Regions from separate parts of the Mus musculus genome. Here region 2 is linked to region 1. The links are chromatin loops, found by intact Hi-C in ENCODE. Cell type or tissue: gastrocnemius. All regions are shown on one strand. Each heading gives the region's core, and the rest is flanking DNA. Links, peaks and the distances in the headings are about the cores only.

The links. Peaks named below come from ENCODE experiments on the same cell type or tissue, not always from the same donor. Only the 100,000 strongest peaks of a DNase experiment are listed, where the experiment ranks them.
Region 2: a loop joins it to region 1, with 11 times the contacts of the local background. A loop is called at or near these places in 11 of 42 quality-filtered maps.

What each region holds. Positions count from the first base shown.
Region 1 is chr1:120,007,220-120,018,712 of GRCm38, forward strand. It overlaps Sctr (secretin receptor), which reads left to right. Exons shown (of 14, transcript NM_001012322.2): 1 at 1-112. The coding sequence starts at 38. Among named protein-coding and RNA genes, the nearest start is that of Sctr, 6.0 kb to the left of the region's middle. In gastrocnemius, for the core only: CTCF peaks have their summits at 6,104 (motif pointing left) and 9,172 (motif pointing right); DNase peaks (open chromatin) are centred at 5,596 and 6,099.
Region 2 is chr1:119,813,072-119,824,564 of GRCm38, forward strand. The region is part of intron 1 of Ptpn4 (protein tyrosine phosphatase, non-receptor type 4); the gene reads right to left. It also overlaps the pseudogene Gm8338. Among named protein-coding and RNA genes, the nearest start is that of Ptpn4, 18 kb to the right of the region's middle. In gastrocnemius, for the core only: a CTCF peak has its summit at 5,803 (motif pointing right); no DNase peak of the experiment used is centred there; H3K27ac peaks cover 1,250 bases.

The DNA of each region.
Region 1 (11,493 bases), core at 1,230-9,229:
AGGCCAGAGCACAAAGGGGATCAACAGTGGGCGGAGCATGCTCAGCACCATGAGCCCCCGGCTGTCACTGCTTCTGCTGTGGCTGCTGCTGCTCATCAATGCAGCGCACCCTGTGAGTACCCCGCCCCGTCCCCGCGCCCCCGGATGTGGACCCCACGGACCAGTCCACGGTCCTCTATCCGGCCCTAGGAGTTACGGGGAGCAGCCGATCTCTCTTCCCTTAACATACTATCGTCCACTCTGACGGAGCCCTCTTCTCTCCAAAGGCAAAAACTTCAAGGGCTCTGTGTGAGGCTCACTCCCCTCACCTTCGCTCATCCCTTCCCGCCGCTAAACTCACTTCTTTCCAGAAGACAATTCTGTAGCCGCCCCGGCAACGATGCGTGCTAGACATTTGCACTCTAGGGTTTTGTCAAAACACCCTCGTTCCCTTTTGAGACCCGTGGTCTCAGGCACCGGCCAAGGCTCAGAAAGGGGGCGGGAAAGGCTTACTGTCAGAATAAAGCCAGAACCACATTGTTCAGGCTAGTAGCGGTTTTTTGTTTTTTCACGTGCTCCGTTGTGCAGATGGGAAATTTTAGTTTTTCCATCTGTGTGGGATCATTTCAGCCCTCTGTGACCTGGAGGGACTGACTTTCTAAAGTCTGCCCGTCTTGGGAGCAGTAGGTCGCAACAAACTCGGGTAGGAGAGGAAGAAGGTTGGAGGAAGGGGAGAGAGAGGCCAGGCGGGTAGTGGTTTGTGTTGCTTTCCCATAGAAACTTCTGGGAACTTTCCCCTGGGATATCTGAGTGAGAGACAGGCTGCACTGAGGCTGGCAGGATGGGAAGAACTGGGAAGAAGGTCAAAGCTGCCGGGTTGGACTCCAGGGTTACCACAGGGAATGGATCCTGGAGCTGCCATCTGGGTCAAAAACATTGTTTCCCGTTTCCTGGGACATTTTTGTTCTGTGCCAGGGAGGCAGGAGCAGGTTCAGCTTACATTTGTGTCTCAAAGGTGATGATCTCGGGAATAAACGGATGGGGAAACTGAGGCTTTGCTTGGTTCAAGTCTTCACTGCACCTGAGACGGCTGCTTGTGTATGTCTGTTCAAGTCCCTCATTTTACAGCCGATCAAAGCCCTCAGTGGGAGACCTGCTTTTGATCAGCATGTTAGGAGCCAGGCTGGGACTAGTGCCCAGATCTTTAGACTCCTCACTTTGGAAGGAGGGGGTGGGGTCTGGCCTGCCTGAGGTTTGTTCTGTTCCTTGTACACCTTGTATTTGCATGTCACTAACACACACATGGGCAGTGTGGACATCCCTAGGAGAAAGGCTTCACGTGGGCCTCTGGTTATTGTGTGGGCTTATCCAGACCTGTGATTCTATCTCTTGAGGATTGTGGTAGAAAACGCCTTTAATAAATGAGGGTGGAAGGGCCTACTTTGTTGGACTATTTCCCAGCTTCTGCAACTTTTCCTTTCGCTCCTTTGACTCTGAGTGCTTGGCTGTTGGATTTTGAGATTCGAGGATAATAAAGACAATTTCTTCCTTCCTTTTGGCATTCCCTCAGAGGGACATCATAGGTGTCTTCCAAAGAGACCACTAAAACTGACGTGTGTGGTCCTAGCCCCCGTCTTCGCCTCTTCCTACAGGGGAGGTTTCAGAAAGTTCTTTTGCAAGTGGAAACCGAAAACAGTGACTGCTGAAGGGGTTTACCATAAGAAACTGAGTGCATCACCTCTGCTGGTTTGCTCCATACAGCTAATTTGTGTGTGCAGGAGCCTGGATATGCATGTGGAGGCTGGAGAGCCTCTTCTGGCTTTTATTCCTCATGTGCTAGCCACCCTGGTTTCTTGACGCCAGGCCTCTCCCTGCCCTGGGACTCACCAAGTACAACAGACAGACTGGTCAGTAAGAGCTGGGGAGTCTCCTGTCTCCACTTCCCTAGCTCTGGCTAGTATGGCTTATGGTTTTAATGTCAACTTGCCACAAACTAGAATTACCAGGCATGCACATGGTACACAGACATACATGCAGGCAAAATACCCATGAATATAAAAATCTTTTAAAGCACATTATGTCTCTATGCTAGCTCTATTGTTTCTTATTATAATATTAATAATATATTTTGATCATATTCACTCCCCATGTCTTCCCTTAACTCTTCCTGGATTCATCCCAGCCCCTCCCAAGCTTACCACCCTCCTCTCTCTCTCTCCAGTAACCCACTGAGTGGAATTTGTGCTGCCCATATAATTGTGGTATGGGCCAATCCTCTCTAAAATGGGGACCTACCAGGATCCACATCCCTGAAGAAAACTGATTCCCCCCGCCCCCATCTCCATTTCAGTGATTAACTGCCTGTAGTTCCTCAACTAGAAGTGGAGGGTCTCATACGTCCCTCTCTCATACCTCTTGCTATGTTCACTGCCTCGATTTGTTTAGGTAACCAGGGCTACAGTGACTTCATGTGTGTGTCTGCCCCGGCATGTCAGGAAAACACTGCCTTATGCCTTATGGCAGTACTCTGTAACTTCCGGCTCTTGTAATCTTTCTGACGCATGATTCAAACAGGGTTTCTTAACTTTGACACAGTTTTGTTTTTTGTTTTTTATATTTTGGTTTTTGAGACAGGTCTCATGTAGCCCAGGATGGCCTCCAATTCCCTATGTAACTAAGGACCATCTTGAATTTCTGATCCCACTGCCTCTGCCTACTGAGTACAGGTTGCTGGGTTGGGGTTGGGGTGGAACCGGGGTTTCATGTATACTAGCAAGCACCAGCTAAGCCACACCCCCCAGGTCAACCTTGATGCTTTTGACATATGGACAAGATATAGTAGTTCTGTGCATTGTATGAGCCTGAGTGGCATCTCTGGTCTCCCTAGATTAGGCACCAGGAATACCTCTGCAAAGCCGTGACAACAGAAAATATCATCAGGCACTATCATATACTCTATGAATACAAGGAGGGGAATTGCCCCTCTGTGACAGCTACTGCTTTAAGGTCTGTTGTGTTTCTGAGAGGTACATTAGCAGGACTAAAAATAGTTGTTGCTGATTGGATTTGAGGCACTGTGATGACAGAGACTTTGAGTCCAGTGATGGAAACAGGCTATTAGAATTTGGATTGTGTGTGTGTGTGTGTGTGTGTGTGTGTGTGTGTGTGTGTGTGTATGTGTGTCTGTGTGAAAATGTGTTCGGAGGCCAGAGGTCAACTTTGAGCATCATCCCTCAGAATCCTGTCCATCTTGGTTTTTTGAGACAGAGTCTCACTGAGGTTTGGAACTCAGTGATTTGGCTGGGAAGAGCGGTCTGAGAACACTAAGGACCCACCTCTCTCTACTTCCCACTAGTGACATTTTAAGTATGTGTCACTATGCTTGGCTTTTTTATGTGGGCTCTTGGGAATTGAACTCAGGTCGTTGAACTTAGAATGCAGTCGCTTTACCCACTGAGCTATCTCCCCGTCCTCATAGCTTAAACCTTATATACTCCCCCAAAGGTCTGTGTGTTGGACTTGTTGCCCAGCCCATAGAACAATCAGGAGATAACCATACTTGGGAGGTAGAGTCTAATGGGAGGACGTTAGGGGATACTGTGACCCTGGCCCTTCCTTTACTCCTTTCTGCTTCCTGGCTATCCTGAAGCAGGCAGTGTCCTCTGTCATGTGCTCTCTCTATGATAGACTCTGATGCCACCAGTTCAAATGACACTCTAGGTCAAAATACATCCTTTCTCCTTAGCTGATTTTCTCTGCTACTTCGTCAGAGCAGTGGGAAGCTAACTAACACATAAGCATAGCTAAGAGACTGCAGAGAATGTGTTGTTCTCACTGCCCTGCTTTGGCATTTTCTCCTTGTCCCTGCTTTCTCATCGATGGCTCCGAAAGAGACTCTCCAACATCGGAGCCAGCTTCCCAGTACCCCTGCTGGTCTGAGTGGTTAGCGGTCTGCCGTTCTGCCGCTGTGGTGGCCCCTTCCAGTGTCTCATCACTGGGCCCCAGTCTCCGTGCAGTGTTAAGGACACTGACCTTCACCTGGCTCTGGGGTACCCAAGGCAAACTCACAACACTAAGATCCTATCTACCTGTACTTGCTTACAATAAATACAAGGCAGCTCAGCACTGGGTAAACCTGAAAAAGTGAGACGATCCTGGGGCTGCTGGCTTCAACAGACCACTCTGACATAACACTCTGAACACTAATGGGGATAGGTAGGCCTAGTCAGTCGTGCCTGCAGCCCAGACCATCCTGTCCCTTATAGGAACATGAGTCTGTTAGGATGGGAACCTGGCCTCATAACCTCAGTTAACCCCAGGACTCTCTCTGGAACCTTCCACCTTGCTCCCCTCACCCTCTGCTCTCAGAGACATGCTCATGTGACCTGTCTATTTGAATTCCTGCCCTCCTGATTCACAATCTCATTTCTGGCTGATGGATTTGCTCTTTGTTTCCTGAGAGTCATGACTACCTGGACCGGCTTCCTCAGAGCAGCTAGCTTGATAGATGTGTCTACTGTGAACCCTCTGCTACTTTCCTTCCTATTCATCTTGGTTGGCCAGACTGTCCTAACAAAACCCATACACCGGGGGCTGGGGACGTGTTTGCCTAGCAAGCACAAGGACCTAAGTTTGATTTCATGTTTAAAAAGATCAGATATAATGGTTCTCAGCTTTGGAAAGGTGGAGACCAGCAGACCTTAGGGCTCTGGGGTCAGCCAGCCCAGCCTACTTGGTAAGATCCAAGCCAGTAAAAGACCCTGTCTCAAAACAAACAAACAAACAAACAAACAAACAGAAAATAAACAAAAATGAGGCAGCAAATGAATAAAATAATACATTGGGTTGATCTTTGGTACACCTGTGTGAGTGAACACACACACACACACACACACACACGCATACACACACGCACACCACAGAATGACTAGCATAAACAACAAAGGATTCTTTTCCTATATTCTGGAGCTGAAGTCTACTCAAGATCTAGCACATCCAGTGTCTTGTGAGGGTTCACTTCCTGGCTTCTAGGTAGCTCCTCTGTTCTCTTGTGGCCTGTCCAGGGAGCCTGCTGGGTGGATATTGTCTCCTCTACAAGAATATGGATCTTTTACAGTTCAGCCCCCACCTTTACCCCTTTACTGACATTTATTACATTCTGAGAGTCTCTGTCTCCAATTACAGGCACACTGGTGTGAGGGCTTCAGTGTATGAACTGGGCTGACATAGACATTCAGTTCATGGCACTGCCATCTTGTCATGAGCAGTCCCTAGACCTTGCCTATCTGTGTTGCTCAGCTTTCGTCATTAAGCAAACACATGGGATCACGAGATTCCGTTCATGGTCAATTAGCCTATTGTTCTGGTCCATGGCGAGGCCCAGTTTTGAGTCACCTGGGCAGAGACTATCCCTGGAAGGCTGTCTAGATTGGGTTGCCCTCAGGGAATATGTCTGGGGATTATACAGATCACATTCATTAAGGTGGAACGCCTTCGAGGTTGCCACCGTTCTCTGGGTAGAGGATTCTGATTGTGAAGAAGTAGAGAGAAGAGCTGAGCGTTAGCGTGCAAGCATTTGTTGGGACTGTGGATGTGAGGGGACCAGCTGGCTCAAGCTCCCGCTGCCAAGACCGCTGCCACGCTGGACCGAATCACAGAACAGTGAGGGAGTATGGAACCGTGAGCTGGAAGAACCCCCTTTTCCCTTTGCTCTTGTCAGAGTACTTTATTACAGCAACAGAAACAAAACTAAGATGCGTTTCTCCCTCCCCTCTACACACACTGACCTGTCTTTTACTAGTTCCTGCCTTCTAAATGTTCTACGACCTTCCAAATAACACCAAGTTAGGAACTCAGCCTCTAATACACTGGGGACCATACTAGATCCAAACTATACCACTGACGCATACCTCAGGAGCTTCCTTCCCCAGGTGATCCAACCTTGCATGGCCACCCACTGAGGTCTCTCCCAGCTCTGCTTCTCTGTGCCTGACTTCTTCAGATTCTGCTCAGAAGTGGGGTCACACTGAGTGTCTCCTCTCATTAACTGCTCAGCTTGTCCAGTCCCTTCAGGGCTGGTAAAATAGCTCTCTGCACACCTCCCTCCACAGTCCCAGCTCTGCCCCCTGGTGGCCAGCTTCTTGGAGGCTGTTTCTGGGCTCCTAACCTTCATTTTATCTTGCTGCAGCCTGGCTCCTACTCAGCACCCACAGAATCAGGCTTATCAGTGGCCTCTATCTAGCCCCATTTGCTAGACATTTTTGAAAAAAAATCTTTAAAATTGTATGTGTTTTGAATGAAAGATGAGACAGCTTAGTCAGTAAATGCTTGCCTGGCAACCAGGAGAACCTGATTTTTATCCCCGTGTCAAAGCATCAAGTGTGGAGGTTGGTTCATGATTAAAATCACAGCACTAGGGAGACTGAGACAGGAGAGTCCCTGGAGCTTGCTGGCCCGACAGTCCAGCCTAACCAGTAAGCTTCAGGCCAATGACAGACCTTGTATCAAAGGAGCATAACATCCAAGGTTGTCCCCCAGCTTTGATACATGCACATACTTATATATACTTACATATACGTATATACATGCTCACACAATTAAAAATCACACCTGCATAAGGGGACATGATGTTTTGATGTACATTATGAAATGGTCACCACAGTCAAACAAATTTACATGCATCTCTTTTGTGTGTGTGTGTGTGCGCACGTGTGTGTACATGCATGTGTATATGTGTGTGTGATGAGTTCTTGAAATCAACTAAGTAGCTCTCCCTTTCCTTCATCTCCAAGCTCCATGTAATCACCATTTTATACTGTTTTTGTCCGTTTGTCTTTTTGGACTGTGTGTGCATGTACATGTGCCTATTTATGCATGTGTATGTACATGCAGATGCATGTGCCATCTACTTTGTTTTTGTGAGACAACATCGCTCCTTTGGCCTTATAATTGCTGACGCAGGCTGGCGGGCCAGTGAGACCCTAGCATTCACTTGTCTCCACTTCTCCAGGGCTGGGATGGCAAGAACCTATAGCTGTGTCTTGCTTTTTAACACGGATTCTAGCAATCAAACTCAGGTCCTCATGCTGGCAGGCCAACAGAGCATCTTTCCAGCTCAGAGATGTATTTAGTACAGTTTCAGAGGATGGAGAATCCAATATTGAGGAGCTGCCTCTAGGTAGGTCCTTCAGTCTATGTCATCATAGAAGAAGAAGGGCTAGGACAGAGTCTGACAAATACAGATGTGGGTGCTCACAGCTGACCACTGAGCACGGACCCCAGTGGAGGAGTTAGAAAAAACACTGAAGGAGTTGAAGGGGTTTACAACCCCATAGAAAGAACTACAATATCAACCAACAGACACCCCCCCCAGAGCTCCCAAGGACTAAACCACCAACCAAAGAGTACACATGGAGGGACCCATGGCTCCAGCTGCTTATGTAGCAGATGACGGCCTTTTAGAGCATCAGTGGGAAGAGAGGCCCTTGGTCCTGTGGAGGATCTATGCCCCAGTTTAGGGGAATGCTTGGGCAGTGAGGCAGGAGTGGGTAGGAGGGGGAGTATCCTCATAGAAGCAGGGGGAGGGGGTTGATGGGGGTTTGCGGAGGGGAAACTGGAAAAGGGGATAAAAATAAATAAAATATCCAGTAAAAAAATGAAAACAAAAAAGAGAAGGCAAGAGATGGTGTGTGTGTGTATGTGTGTACATGCATGTATGAGTGAATGTGCATGTGTGTGTATGAGAGAGAGAGAGAGAGACAGAGAGAGAGAGACAGAGAGAGAGAGAGAGTGCAAATATCCTTTCATTTGAAATCCACTCCTAGGATAACTCTTCACACACACACACACACACACACACACACACACACACACACACACCTATATGTATGTATCTGTGTGTGTGCATGTGTGTATGTTGGGAACTGAGCTGAGTTTCCAACAGGAGAACCTCAGTGACACATCCAAGTCATAGCAGTACATCGTATGAGAAACAGAAAGGATGCAGTAACAGAGAGATGGGGTCAGGAAGAACACATCCCTCTGACCTAGGCAGAGGGGCGGAGCAATGCAGCTCCCTTCAGGCATGTGAAGCTGGGGGCTCTGTCCTGGCTCTGCCCCTGTGTCCCCGCCTCCCAACTGCCTCTGTGTGGTTCCTCATGCTGCATCTTCTCAGCCTCACAGGATCCTTCTCCCCATGGTCATTGTCCTCTTGCTTTGCTGATGTCACCAAATGACCTTCTGCAGCAGCCCTGCCACCCATCTGTCTGTCCATCCATCCACCTATCCATCCATCTGTCCATCTGTCCAGCTCACCTCTCTGTACTTAGATCATCCTACTCAAGCTTTGCTTCTCCACCTGGAGATCCTTCATTGTTGACCCCTCTTCGTCTGGACATACTATTGTCACCTCAGCACTTGAGTTAAGCATTGCTCTTTCCTGCAGTCTCCATACCTGTCCCCCCAACCTCCCTCTGCACTGTCCACCCTATTCCTCCTCCCACCAAGCCCTTACCACCACACACTCTGGCCGCTGACCTCTCTGTACCCGCTGAAGACCATGAGCTCCAACAGTGGAGGTCATAACCTATTCCCCTCCTGTCCTCAGCTAAGCAGATGCTGGGCTATAGCCGTGCCGATCAGTGTTTGATGGTGACGTTTGGTGTTCTGACCTGGTCAGATGACAGTGAGATCCCTTCTTCTTTTTCACTGTCTAAACTCTTTCTTTTGCTCTGCTACCAAAACCATTTCTTTGCACACTCAAGTTGTCAGGCAAGTGATTGCATTATGGGATATGAAGAGCAAGATGATGATGTTGAGTTTTTTCGCTTTCTTCAGCATTTAGGGGTGTGTGTGTGTGTATGTGTGTGTGTGTGTGTACATGTGCTTATAAGTGTGTGTACATATGCAATGCAGCTGGAAGTCAGAGTTCTACACTGAATGCCATCTCTGTCTTATCTTTCTTTTCTTTTCATGTGTATATAGTGCGCATGCACACATTTCTGTGTGTTCACATGTGTGTGAGAGCACATTCAGTGTGTGCATGTGGAGGCCTGGGGTTGAGGTTAGGTGAGTCCCTCAATCATTCTTCCACTTTCTTTCTTTAAAAACATGTTTATTTTATTTTATTTTTTTATTTCTGTGTATGCATGCATTTCTGCATGGAAGCGTGAGTCTGTGAGTGCAGTTCCCTGAAGAGAACAGAAGATGGCACTGGATCCCCTGGAGTTACAAGGGATTGCTAGTCACCCAAGTCACCCAACCTGGGTACTAGGAAGTGGACTTGGGTCTTTTGCAAGAGCAGCAAGTGCTTCTAACTGCTGAGCCACCTCTCCAGCCCCATCTGGTTATTATCTGAGGCAGTGTCTCAGTGAACCCAGAGCTTGAGAGTTACGTTAATTTACCTAGACAGGTTTTTGTCTCTACTTTATGAGTGCTGGGATTCCTGTCAGGCTGCCATGCCTACCAGGCATTTACATGGGCTCTGGTGATCCTTACAGTTGCATAACAAACTCTTTTTTGTTTGTTTGTTTGTTTGTTTTTTGAGACAGGGTTTCTCTGTGTAGCCCTGGCTGCTCTGGAACTCACTCTGTAGGCCAGGCTGGCCTTGAACTCAGAAATCTGCCTGTCTCTGCCTCCCAAGTGCTGGGATTTAAGACATGCACCACCACTGCTGGCTATAACAAACTCTTTACTTCCTGAGTCATCTCCACAGCCTCTCAGTTTTTAAGAAGGGATCTGGAACTTTCAGACTTAAGAGTTCATAATTAAACTAACACTAGTTAATGGGATGCAGTGTCTTTCCTTCTTCCTGTTGATATCTGCTTCACTGCCCCTACCTCCAGACCGGGCTGAACTCTTCTATTGTTTTCTCAAGGACAAACTGTGGCTGCCTATAGCTTCAAGTCCATCTGTATGGTGAACAGGGTAAGCTGACATTACATGCCCCATGGCAGGGCCAAGAATCCAAGAGCATAGAGATTATCCCAAACTTGGTAACTGTGTTTTTCTCTTTTGGCTTCATCAGTGAGCTGGCAACAGAGAGCAACCGACACAGACTCGGGGCTGCTCCTGGGGACCTTTGGCTCTCAGGTGGAGAGGATACAGTAAAACGTATCTTCCATTTGGGAAACATCCAAAGACAGAGATGGCAGGTGTCAGAGGACCATCCGGCAGCAAATACAAGCTTGTGTGCTGTTGCAGGCCCAGCCTTAACTGAGTTAAGGACAGAGAGTGCCATTCCTCACATGGACGCTGTTGGATGCGTAAAGATTCAGAAATGACAAGTCAAATACCAGTTCTTTAAAAAGGAAGCCACTGGAGAGGTGGCTCAGGGGTTAAAAGTGTTTACTCTTGCAGAGGACACAGGTTCTGTTCCCAGCACCCACATGGTGGTTTACCACAACCTGTAACTGTAGTTCTAGAGGATCAGAGTCCTTTTCCCTCCCCCAAGGGCACTCCATATACATAATTTCACACAGGTACATACACATAAGTTAAAAACAAATACATCTTTAAAAAAATTAGCACAGGCTATACCTGAATTACATGTTGAATTAAAATATATGACTAAAAAATAAAAAGGTAGGACTCTGGCTCAATTGGTATTAGCTGGCCTACCACACACAAGATCCTGGGTTCAAGCCCCAGAGGGTGTTTGCCTGTAATCCTAACACTGGGCATGTAGTTGGAGAGAGATGGAGGCACAGGAGGGTCAGAAGTTCAAAGTCATCTTTGGCTATACAGGGAGTTTAAGGCTGCCCTGGCATATTGAGAACTTGTCTCACAAGATAACAAAAAGAACAACGGAGTTGCCACAAATGATATCCAGGGACGTGTTTATAAAAAGATAAAGAGAGGGAGGATATTTTTTATGATTTGTGGTGAGGTATGGGGGAAAGGGGTGCCTGGGCAGAGAGAGAGAAGAGAAGAGAAGAAGGGAGGGGAGGGGAGCGGAGGGGAGGAGAGGGGAGGGGAGGGGAGGGGAGCGGAGGGGAGGGGAGGGGAGGGGAGGGGAGGGGAGGGGAGGGGAGGGGGAAAGAGAGGAGAGGAGAGGAAAGAGAAAAGAGGAAAGAGGAAAGAGAGGAGAGGAGAGGAAAGAGAAAAGAGGAAAGAGGAAAGAGAGGAGAGGAGAGGAAAGAGAAAAGAGGAAAGAGGAAAGAGAAGAGAGGAGAGAGAAGAGAAAGAGAAGTAGAGATAGGCTGGCCTTGAGCATGTGGAGAGAGACAGGGGAAGGGAATGGAGAGAGTGGGAAGGCAAGAACAAGAGAGAGAGGAGGGGGCAAGCAGCTCCTTTTATAGCACACCTGGCTATTGCCAGGTAACTGTGGGGCGGAGCTTAGACAAAATGCTAACATCCAGGAACACTTTCATGGAAATGGTAGGGGAAAAAAATCTCAGAAAGCTGAAAGGCGAGAGGCACCAATTCAGATGGCCACCATTTGACTCTCAGGAATTCTAGAGAAATATGGGGCCAGGAAAGGGAAGATCAGCCACAGGTACACAGAAACTAATTAGA
Region 2 (11,493 bases), core at 1,518-9,517, 190 kb before region 1:
TCTAACCAAGCAAGTGAAAGACTAGTGTAATAAAAACTTCAAGACATGAAGAAAAAAACTGAAGGTATCAGAAGATGGAAAGATCTCCCATGTTCATTGGTCAGTAGGATTAACATAGTAAAGATGGCTATCCTACCAAAAGCAATCTTCAGATTCAATGCAATCCTCATCAAAATTCCAACACAATTCTTCATAAATCTTGGAAGGACAATTTCCAGCTTCATATGGAAACACAACTCAGGACAACTTAAACAATCCTGAATAATAAAAGAACTGAGGGAGGTATTACTATCCATGATTTCAAGTTGTTCTACAGATTTATAGTAATAAAAAAAAACAACATGATATTGGCACAAAAACAGACATGTTGATCAGTGGAATCAAACTAAAAACCCAGACATAATAAATCCACAAATCTACAGACACCAAATTTTAGATTAAGAAGCCAGAAACACACACACATACACACATACACACATACAGAGAGAGAGAGAGAGAGAACAAACGAAGAAAAGGAAGCATTTTCAACAAATAGTGTTGGTTAAATTGGATGTCTACATACTTATCACCCATACTTATCACCCTCTACAAAACTCAGCTCCAAATGGATCAAAGACCTCCACATAAAACCAGATACACTGAACCTGATTGAAGAATAGCTTTGAACTCATTGGCACAGGAAAAGACTTTCTGAACAGAACATCACTAACACAGGCACTAAGATTAAAAATTAACACACAGGACCTCATGGAACTAAGAAGCTTCTGCAGAGCAAAGTACATCATCATTTGGACAAAGAAGCAGCCTACAGAATGAGAAACCACACATCTGATGAGTTAATACCCAACATATATAAGAACTCAAAAAACTAGATAGAGAAAAAGAAAAACCAATTTTAAAATGGGGTACAAATCTAAACAAAAAATTTTCAAAAGGGAAAACTCAAGTGGTGAAGAAACACAGAAATGTTCAGCATCCTTAGCCTTCAGGAAAATGCATATAAAACCACTTTGAGATTTCATCTTACATCTGTCAGAATGACTAAGGTCAACAAAACAAATGGCAATTCATGCTGGCAAGGATGTGAAGTAAGGGGAACACTATCCATTGCTGGTGAGAGCACAAACTTGTACAGCCAGTATGGAAATAAATCAGTGTGGCTTTCCTTGGGAAGATGGAAATCGATCTATCCCAAGATCCAGCTACACCACTCTTGGGCATATACCCAAAGGATGCTTTATCCTACCACAAGACTTCTGCTCAACCATGCTTATTGATGCTCTATTCATAACAGCCAAAAATTAGAAACAACCTAGATGTCCCTCAATAGAAGAATGGATTTAAAAAATGTGGTATATTTACACAATGGAATATTACTTGGACATTTTCTTCAAAAAACATGAAATTTTGCAGGTAAATAGATGGAACTAGAAAACATCATCCTGAGTGAGATATCCCAGACTCAGAAAGGTAAATATGGTATGTATTTGCTTTTGTGGATATTAGGTGTTAAATCAATGATAACTAAGCTACAATCCATAGAGCTACGGGTTATAGAGAGAGTAATGGACTAGGAATAGATGGTTATGGATGGGGATGTGGGAATGGGAGATCAAGTGGGGAAGGACAGGGGAAGGAAAGAAGGAGCCAAGGGAGGGAACACATGGAGAGACAGCTAAAATTAAGGACCACTGAGGAGTAGTATAAAAACCTAATACAGTAGAAGTTTCCAAATATTTACATGAAGGTGATCTGAATGTAATCACCAAGAATGGGGAAGACAGAGTCCCAGCTGGCTATCTCCTGTCACCAAATGAAGCTTCTAGAACCAAGACTGGGTTATATCCATCTGAGTTATTGGCCAAAGGAATCCATCCCATGAAAACCCCCATACAATCCAGGCTGTTGCCAAGACTCCACAAACTGATGGCAAAGCCCCATTGCTAAAGAAACCTCACAACTCTTTAAATATTGAAAAGGCTAGTTGGTGCCTACGTAAAGCCTTCATTCTCTACATTCTAGGGTCTTTTGTACAAAAAGGTACTCTATATGCTACCAAGAAAGAAACAAAAACACCAAGCCAGACACAAACCCTTTGATCTACAATGCTGCCCTGCTGACAGTATATGCCAAGCACAAAGCTTATGAGAGTAACCAATGAATGTCTGATTTGACTTAAGGCCTGCTCTACAAGATAGAAACCAGACCTGGGTCACTAAAGTCCAGAGACTAGATAGCCAAGGGACTTAGAATAAAACCAAACACTTATTCAAAAATAAACAACCAAAAAAACAAAAACAAAACAAAAAACAGCAATAAAATGATTCCTGATGACATTCGCTATACTCAGAGATCACTACCTTGCTCAGTCATCTTTAGAAAAGCTTCCTCCTCCTGCAGATGATTAACAAACAAACAAACTCACAGCTAGACAATAACAGAGAGTGAGAGACATTGCAACACTCAGCCCTAAATTGGTTATCTCTATCAAATCCCTCCCTAAGGCTCACCAAAGAAGAAGTGTAAAGTTTAAGAGCCAGAGGGAATGGATGACACCAAGAAATTAAGGTTCTCTAAATCATCATGATCAATGTTCCGATGAACTCACAGAGACAAAGGCAGCATGCTTAGGGCCTGTACAGATCTGCAGCATGTCCACCACATATATGTTACAGCTTCCAGTTTAGTTTTCTTTATGGGATTTCTGAGTGTTTCAACAAGTAGCTCTCTGATTCTTGCACCTACTCTTGAGTTCTTTTACTTCTGTTAGTTTGTCCTAACTCTGATGTGTTAGTTTTTAATCTTATTTTATTATTATCCCTTAGAAGCCAGTTTGTTTTCTAGTAAGAGACAAAAAAACATGTGACTCCAGATAAGAGGAAAATCAGGAGGAACTGGGAGGGATGGAGAGAGGGTAAATTGTAATCAGGATATATTATGTGAGGAAATCTATTCTCAATAAAAGGGAGTAAAATGTCAGAGAAGGGGAGCATTAAGCCAGCAATTGTAAAAGCTATAGAAACATCTTTCAACCACTAGATCAGAAAAGAAAGATCATGACGCTTCCTCAAAGTCCCAATTTCTAGAGAAACCATTATCTAACCATTTTAACAGATACCTAAAAAAATCCTACTAGCATAGCATGCTTGTTTTATCTAAAACCTGACTGTTACATCCTTTTATCCAAGCACTTTTTGAAAAATTATCAACAGTGATTATTCAATAACATAACAGCCAAAAGTATCAGTAACTACTAGAGTAGAAAAGAAGATGACTGAAACAAAAACAGTGCCGACTGGAGAAGGAGATATATCTACCCACAAGACTGAAAAGCTCTCTGCACACTCCTGGGAATCCAGGATGCCAGAAGGTGCAGAACTATGTTCATCTCAGTGCAAAACCAATCAGCAGGCTAAGACTAGAAGAATATATTATACTACACATAATATATTCAATATAACCAAGGGCATATATGAAAAAGTCACCGTAACCATCATATCAATGATAGTTTTATTTAGGCATATGCTTGGAACAGGGAGTGGCACTATTAGGAGGTGGGGCATTGTTGGAGTAGGTGTATCACTCTGAACAGCAGCTATAATATCCTTGTCCTAAGTGCCTGGAAGACAGTCTTTTCCTGTTTGCCTTCAGAACAACATGTAGAACTCTCAGCTCCTCCTACATCATGCTTCCCTGGATGCTGTCATGCTCCTACCTTGATGACCTCTGAACCTGTAAACCAACCCCAATTAAATGTTGTTCTTATAAGTGTTGCCTTGGTCATGGTGTCTACTCACAGCAGTAAAACCCTAACCTGGACAGGCATCAAAGTCATAGATTAATGCAAGAAAGTAAATAAGAGGAAGAAGTAAAAGTATCTTCATTTACAGATAATATGAGCTAATAAAGAGAAGCCTACACACAAAAAGGACAAATTTATCAAGGCAAAGGATACAAACTAAACTCAATAAAAATACTTGTTACACTATAACTGTAGTTTTGTTACTGTTATGAATCATAGTGTAAATACCTGATATGCAAGATATATGATATACCACCCCCAAAGGGATCAAGCCCCATAGGTTGAGAATCACAAAAAAAAAACAAAAACAAAACAAACCAAAAAATGTAGCTGAATGGTGGTGGCAGCGACCTCTTTAATCCCAGCATTTGGCAGACAGAGGCAAAGGCAGAAGCAGGTAATTTCTGTTGAGTTTAAGGTCAGCCTAGTCTGCAGACCAAGTTCCAGGAGAGCTGGGACTACACTACACAGAGAAACCATGTCTCGAAAAACCAAACTAAACCAACCAACCAAACAAACAAAAAAACCCCACAAAACAAAAATAAAATTGTAGTATTAGCTTTCGTCATTTATGATCTAATCTTTTATTCTAAATAAACATTTGGTTGGAGTTCCATTCTTTAAAAAAAAAAAAAACATATTCCCAAATTAAATAGATTTCAAAAGGAAATAGCAAGCTAGCAAAATTTCAAAAAGAAAATAAAAATACAAAGCCACTCAGTTAATTTGAGAAGAGAGAATTCTAAATTTACTTATGCCAGTATAATAATAATAATAATAATAATAATAATAATAACAATAATAACAATAAAGAGGGGATCACCAGTTATCCTCTTTGGAGTGACAGAGTCTTTAAACCCTGTGTGGCAATCCCTGATGCACCATCACAATGTCCAGGAAAGATACAGCGACCTCGAAGTCCAACTACTTCCTTAAGATCATCCAACTTTTGGATGATTAGCCAAAATGTTTCAGTGTGGGAGCAAACAATGTGGGCTCCAAGAAGATGCAACAGATCCACAGGGAAGGTTGTGGTACTAAAGGGCAAGAACACCATGATGTGCAAGGCCATGAAGGGGCGTCTGGTAAATAACCAAGCTCTGGAGAAACTGCTGCTTTATATCCAGGGTAATGTGGACTTTAAAGACCTTATCAAGATTAGTTGCTGTTGGCCAATAAGGTGCCAGCTGCTGGTGCCTTCACCCCATGTGAGGTAACTGTGCCAGCTCAGCACACTGGTTTGGGGTCTGATAACCTCTTTCTTCCAGGCTTTAGGAACCACCACTAAAATCTCTAGAGGTACCATTGATATTCTGAGTGATGTACAGCTAGCTAATAAAAACTGAGGACAAAGTAGTAGCCAGTGAAGCCTCACTGTGAACATGGAACATTTCCCCCTTCTCCTCTGGGCTGATCATCCAACAGATGTTTGACACGGCAGCCTTTACAACCTGGAAGTACTTGGCATCACAGAGCAGACTATGCATTCTCACATCCTAGAAGGTGTCCAAATGTTGCCAGTGTTTGTCTGCAGACTGATTACCTGACTTTGGCCTTAGTACCATACTCTATTGTCAATGGATACAAGTAGGTCCTGGCTTTGAGGAGACTGAGTACACCTTCCCACTTGAAAGGTCAAGGTCTTTTTGGCCAATCGATCTGCATTTGTGACTGCTGCCCTTATGGTTGCCACCACCACCACTGTTGCTGCTGCTGGCTGTTCTAACCAAGGCTGAAGCCAAGAAGAGCCAGAAATCAGGGGAGGATATGAGATTTGATCTCTTTGACTAATCCTCTCATAGCAACCAACTCAGCCAGCTTCATCTGAGAAACATAGAAATAAAAGCTTAGTTCTCTTTTAAAGGGGAGGAAGGGGAGAGGACTGAAAACCAAAGCAAGGCAAACAAAGAAAGAACCCAAAACTTAATTCTGCCTAACGTTAATACTAATTCCAAACATAAGCTTATGCAGGCCAAAGATGAGAAATTTCCACAATTGATTAAATACTGTGTTGTCCCTAGGGGGCAGCATGCTACTTTTAAAACTTCAGTACCTAAATTATGAACTTGGCATGATAGTCCAAGCCTCTAATCCCCATACTTGGGAAGTAGAAGCAGGAGAATCAGAAATGCTAGGTTCTACTGAACTATAAAACCAGCTAAAGGCCAACCTAAGCTCCATGATAGACTGTCTCAAATAAATAAATATTTAAATTAATATTCAGTACTAGTCTTAAACATAAGTTTCTGCTACACACACACACACACACACACACACACACACACACATATACTGAGCTTTAAAACTGGACCTGAAAGATATACATAGTATGCATACCTATTCAGTACTAGCCTTTAACATAACAAGTTTCTGGTACATATATCTACTGAGCTTTAACACTCGACCTGAAAGATTTTATATATATAGTATGCATACCTACTTACTGTCAACCTGTTCTTATAAATGGTCATAGAGAGATATTAACTTTATTTCTAAAGATGAAAAAAGAGGGGGCATAACCCTGACAACTTTACATGGCTAGAAAATGCAGTAGCTAGTGTTCCAGCCACTAAAGGCTGAAATCAATCTATCAGATGCCAAAGATTAATTTGTTTATTTAATCAACTAAGTAACCTGTGGTTCAAGAATTATTCAAAGCATGGCATCTCCTATAGCTCATATATTAGCTAACCAATATAAAGTACTTTAGAAATAATTTGGAGGGGTTAGGAATAAAGCTTGCCTTGCAGACAGAAGACTGGTTACTTGCTAGTATTGAAGAAAATGCCTTAATGACTTCTAAGACCATCAGAGGCTTTATATTCTATCTGATTTTCTTGGACTACTCATTCTAAGGACACTTCTCTCAAAACTCAGCTAGCATATCTCCCTCCCTCTGCCACAAGTTCATGAATAAGAGCTCCAATCTATAGCCTATGCTTGTGTCATGAGACACATAAACAAGCATGCCTGGAAAGGGTCCCTCTATTCCCCAAGCATTCTGACTCCCCAGTATTCCTAGCCCAGTAAGCATATATTATATTGTAGAAAAGTAAACAACAATCATTCCTGGGCCCTGTTACATTAGAATTCCTCACACATCGAATCTAGAAATCATAAAATGGCGATTGCTTCATGTCACTAAGTGTTGACATTGCTTTTTAGATACTAACTAGAATACTTTATTTCTATCACTTCATTCTTAAAACAGTGATAGTTCACTATTTTTATCTCTTTGCAGATGCAAAGATGTTCAACTAGCAGCCTACAGGCACCCATGGCTAAGGGTAGTTATGAATGCTACCCAACACAAACTGTAAACTTAGGTGGTGCATGGATGCCATCTAGATGACATATGGATCTGTAGGTTCATGTAACCTGAGGGCTGCTAGGGGATCCCCACCCACACTGTGCTATGCAGGCCTGTGCCCCACCATGGACTTCATGGATTTCGCAGTGGCCTAAAGTATTGCTCTTGCTGGTATTCACTAAGTTGGCAACTAGATGCAGTAGAGAACGTCCGTCCCCTTGGCTGCAGCAGTTTGCTCCAGGCCATGGCTCTCCTGGGAGGTCTTTAAAGGCAACTGCACACACAGATGTAAAAAACAAAAACGAAACTGTAAACTTACAACCTTGAGGGTTTTGTTTTTTGTTATTATTTTACATGTGTGTGAGTGTGTGTGTGTGAGTGTGTGTGTGTGAGAGTGTGTGTGTGTGTGTGTGTGAGTGTGTATGTGAGAGTGTGTGTGTGAGTGTGTGTGAGAGTGTGTGTGTGAGTGTGTGTGTGAGTGTGTGTGTGTGTGAGTGTGTGTGTGAGAGTGTGTGAGTGTGTGTGTGAGTGTGTGTGTGTGAGTGTGTGTGTGTGTGTGAGTGTGTGAGTGTGTGTGTGTGTATGTGAGAGTGTGTGTGTGAGTGTGTATGTGAGAGAGTGTGTGAGTGTGTGTGTGTGTGTGTGTGTGTGTGTGTGAGTGTGTGAGTGTGTGAGTCTTGTGCACAGTTCTCAAGCATATACTTTGAGATGAGAACACTGTTGAAAAGCTAAAAGGTTAGGCATGACAGCTAGAAGGATTAGGTGACTGGCCCAAGATTGTACAAGCAAAATTAGGAGAGGCACTTGAATACAGACCTACTTAATCACCATATCTTAATGACTTCTACTTCTGCAAGCTAAAATCATTCTTAATGTGTTTTTCTGTCACCCATGGAAGAATCTACTATTTGATCCATTGTATAATCTATTTCAACACTACTAGAAAACTGAGAACAGAAATGAAATCATTTCTATTTACATATTAAGAGGTTAGCCTAAATTGGTGGCAAACATCTTTAATCCTAGTACTTGAAAGGCAGAAGCAAGTAGATCTCTGAGTTTAAGGCCAGCCTAGAAATTAACAAGTTTCAAACCAGCCACATTAGCCAGGGTTTAACAGAGAACCTGTCTCAAAAAAAAAAAAAAAAAAAAAAAAAAGTTAAACTAAGATATAAAGAACTCACTGCTCCTATGTGTTGGAAGTTGGGGGAGGGAATTACAGGGGGCCAGCTTTTTCCTCCTGGTTAAAAACAACAAAAAAGTTCCTAAATTGACTTCCTAAGTAAGTCATTGTACAACAACAAAAAATGTTTTTGTTGCACAAATGAATGAAGGAGGCAGCAAAAACAGGGCATCCATTATACCAATTATTAGTTCTTAAAATAAATATTCTGAGCCGGGCAGTGGTGGGGCACGCCTTTGATCCCAGCACTTGGGAGGCAGAGGCAGGCGGATTTCTGAGTTCAAGGCCAGCCTGGTCTACAGAGTGAGTTCTAGGACAGTCAAGACTATACAGAGAAACCCTGTCTTGAAAATAGTAGATAGATAGATAGATAGATAGATAGATAGATAGATAGATAGATAGATAGATAGAGTTCTAGGACAGTCAAGGCTATACAGAGAAACCCTGTCTTGAAGATAGATAGATAGATAGATAGATAGATAGATAGATAGATAGATAGATAGATAGATAGATAGATAGATATTCTGAAGTTACTATGTTGTAGGAGAGCTTTAAAAGCAGCTGCAGAGGTCATTCCTTTTTAGTAACAACAAAAACATTTAGAATGCTTGGAAAGCCACTGAGATAATATCCTAAATTTTAACAAACACAGCTTCCTTGAGACAGCCACTCCATTTTTCTGAGCTATGATTTCTTCCTCTGTTAAGGGAATAGAATGAATATGACTAAACAGTTAAAATGTGGTAAATATGGCTTATGGATTTGTCTTTTAATGAGTACTGAGGACTGAATCCTGGGTCTTACATATGAACTCAAAGGCTCCAGCACAAAGAGAGATACCCTCAGCCTCAAATGGTTTTTAATGAATTTCAAGCTGTCACTTCTGGTTAATGCTTACCCACTGGACAGTCCAGGACTACATGAACTGCAAGACTACAGTATCTCTGCATAACCTAGTTCTAAAACTAAATCATTTCTAATGCCAAACTGTTTAAAAGTCTATTCTTTCAAAAACTGAATAAACAAATCTAACTGTGTAACTGGTAATACAACTACAACAAGGGAATGAAACAATCCTAGTAACTGTTAAACTTAATATTCTTAACCAGAGCTGATAAAACATTCCTGCAAGGAGGGGCCTGGAGAGATGGCTTCTAGAGGACCAGTGTCTGTTTTCCAATACTCACATGGTAGGTCACAACTGCAGTTTCAAGAGATCCAAAGTTCTCTTCTGGCCTCTGTAGGCATCAGGCATACACATAGTCACATAGTTGCATACACACACACATGCAGGCAAAACATTCATATGTACATAAAATAAAAATTTTAAAGCTTTTCCTATAAGAAGACAGATTTTAAATTTTTTCTTACTTTTTTTTTTAATGTACATTGGTGTTTTGCGGCAGGTCTATGTGAGGATGTCAGAGTCCCAGGAACTGGAGTTACAGACACTTGTGAAGAATCATGTGGGTGCTGGGAATTGAACCCAGGTTCTCTGGAAGAGCAGCCAGTGCTTGTAACTGCTGAGCCATCTCTCCAGCCTGAGCCAGATTTGTAAAAGTTGAGGTTTTACAGGTCAGGTGATCTCTATTGGAACAACTTAATTCTAGCATTATAGCATGCATTCAGCCACAAATAACACAAATCAGTGTGGTTGTGTTCCAAGCTCGGAATACCCAAGATACAATTCACAAACCACATGAAACTCAAGAAGAAGGAAGACCAAAGTGTGGATACTTTGATGCTTCTTAGAAGGGGGAACAAAACACTCATGGAAGGAGTTACAGAGACAAAGTGTGGAGTAGAGAACTGAAGAAACAACCATCCAGAGACTGACTCACCTGGGGATCCATTCCATATACAATCACCAAACCCAGACACTGTGGTGGATGCCAACAAGAGCCTGCTGACAGGAGCCTGATATAGCTCTCTCCTGAGAGGCTCTGCCAGTCCCTGACAAATACAGAAGTGGATGCTCACAGCCATCCAGAGCATTGGGTCCCCAAGGAAGGAGCTAGAGAAAGGACCTAAGGAGCTGAAGGGGTTTGCAGCTCCATAGGAGGAACAACATTATAAACTAACCAGTACCCCCAGAGCTCCCAGGAACTAAACCACCAACCAAAGAGTACACATGGTGGGATTCATGGTTCCAGCTGCATATGTAGCAGAGGATGGCCTAGTTGGATGTCAATGGGAGGAAAGGCCCTTGGTCCTGTGAAGGCTCAATGCCCCAGAGAGGGGGAATGCCAAGGCCAAGAAGTGGGAGTGGGTGGGTTGGTGAGCAGGGGGAGAGGAAAAAGGGTAGGGGAGAGTGTTTTTCAGAGGGGAAACCAGGAAAGGGGATAACATTTGAAATGTAAATAAAGAAAATATCCAATATATTAAAAATAATAATAATAACCCTACTGATAGTAAAGTTTGGATTTCACATGTTTTTCACAGGTCAGCAAATATTATTCTTCCTTAGTCTTCTTACAATTCACAGGCAATACAAAATAGGTGACCAAACTTGTCTTTCCTATCACAGTCTGCCACCACACCAACTTAAAATGTTGCAAGTTTTTTATTTTTAAATTTATATACTGGGAAGGGGGTTTTTACATGTGTATAGGTGCCTGCAGAGGCCAGAAATGGGTGTCAGATCCCTTAGAGCTGCAGTTACAAGTGGTTGTAAGCCCAATGGTTGCTAGAAACTCTATCCAGGTTCTCTGTGAGAGCAGTACACATTTTACATACTGAGCTATCTGGATGTGGAAGTCTGGACAACTCTCCTTTATGAACCATAACTTTCTCATCCATAAAAAGAGAACACTACTACTTACTCCACATGTTGAAAGAATTAACTGCAATACACTTAAGGGTTTTTTTTTTTTTAATGTATTATTTGCATGACTGGATGCTTTGCTTGCATGCATGCTTGTGTGCCACATGCATGCCTGGTGCCCATGGAGGCCAAGAGAAAGATCCCCTGGAACTAGAGTTACAGATGTTGGTGAGTCACCATGTGGATGCTAGGATTCAAACCTGGGTCCTATGGAAGATCAAGTACTCCTCACTTTTGAGCCATCTCTCCAGTCTTGCAGTATCATATTTTAAAACACCCAGTACAGCTCAACAAATATTAGTTTCATGCCTTTCTCTTTTTCTTCCAGCCTTCACTGTGGCTATGGAAATCAGGAGAAAGTCTTTGGCTGGGCC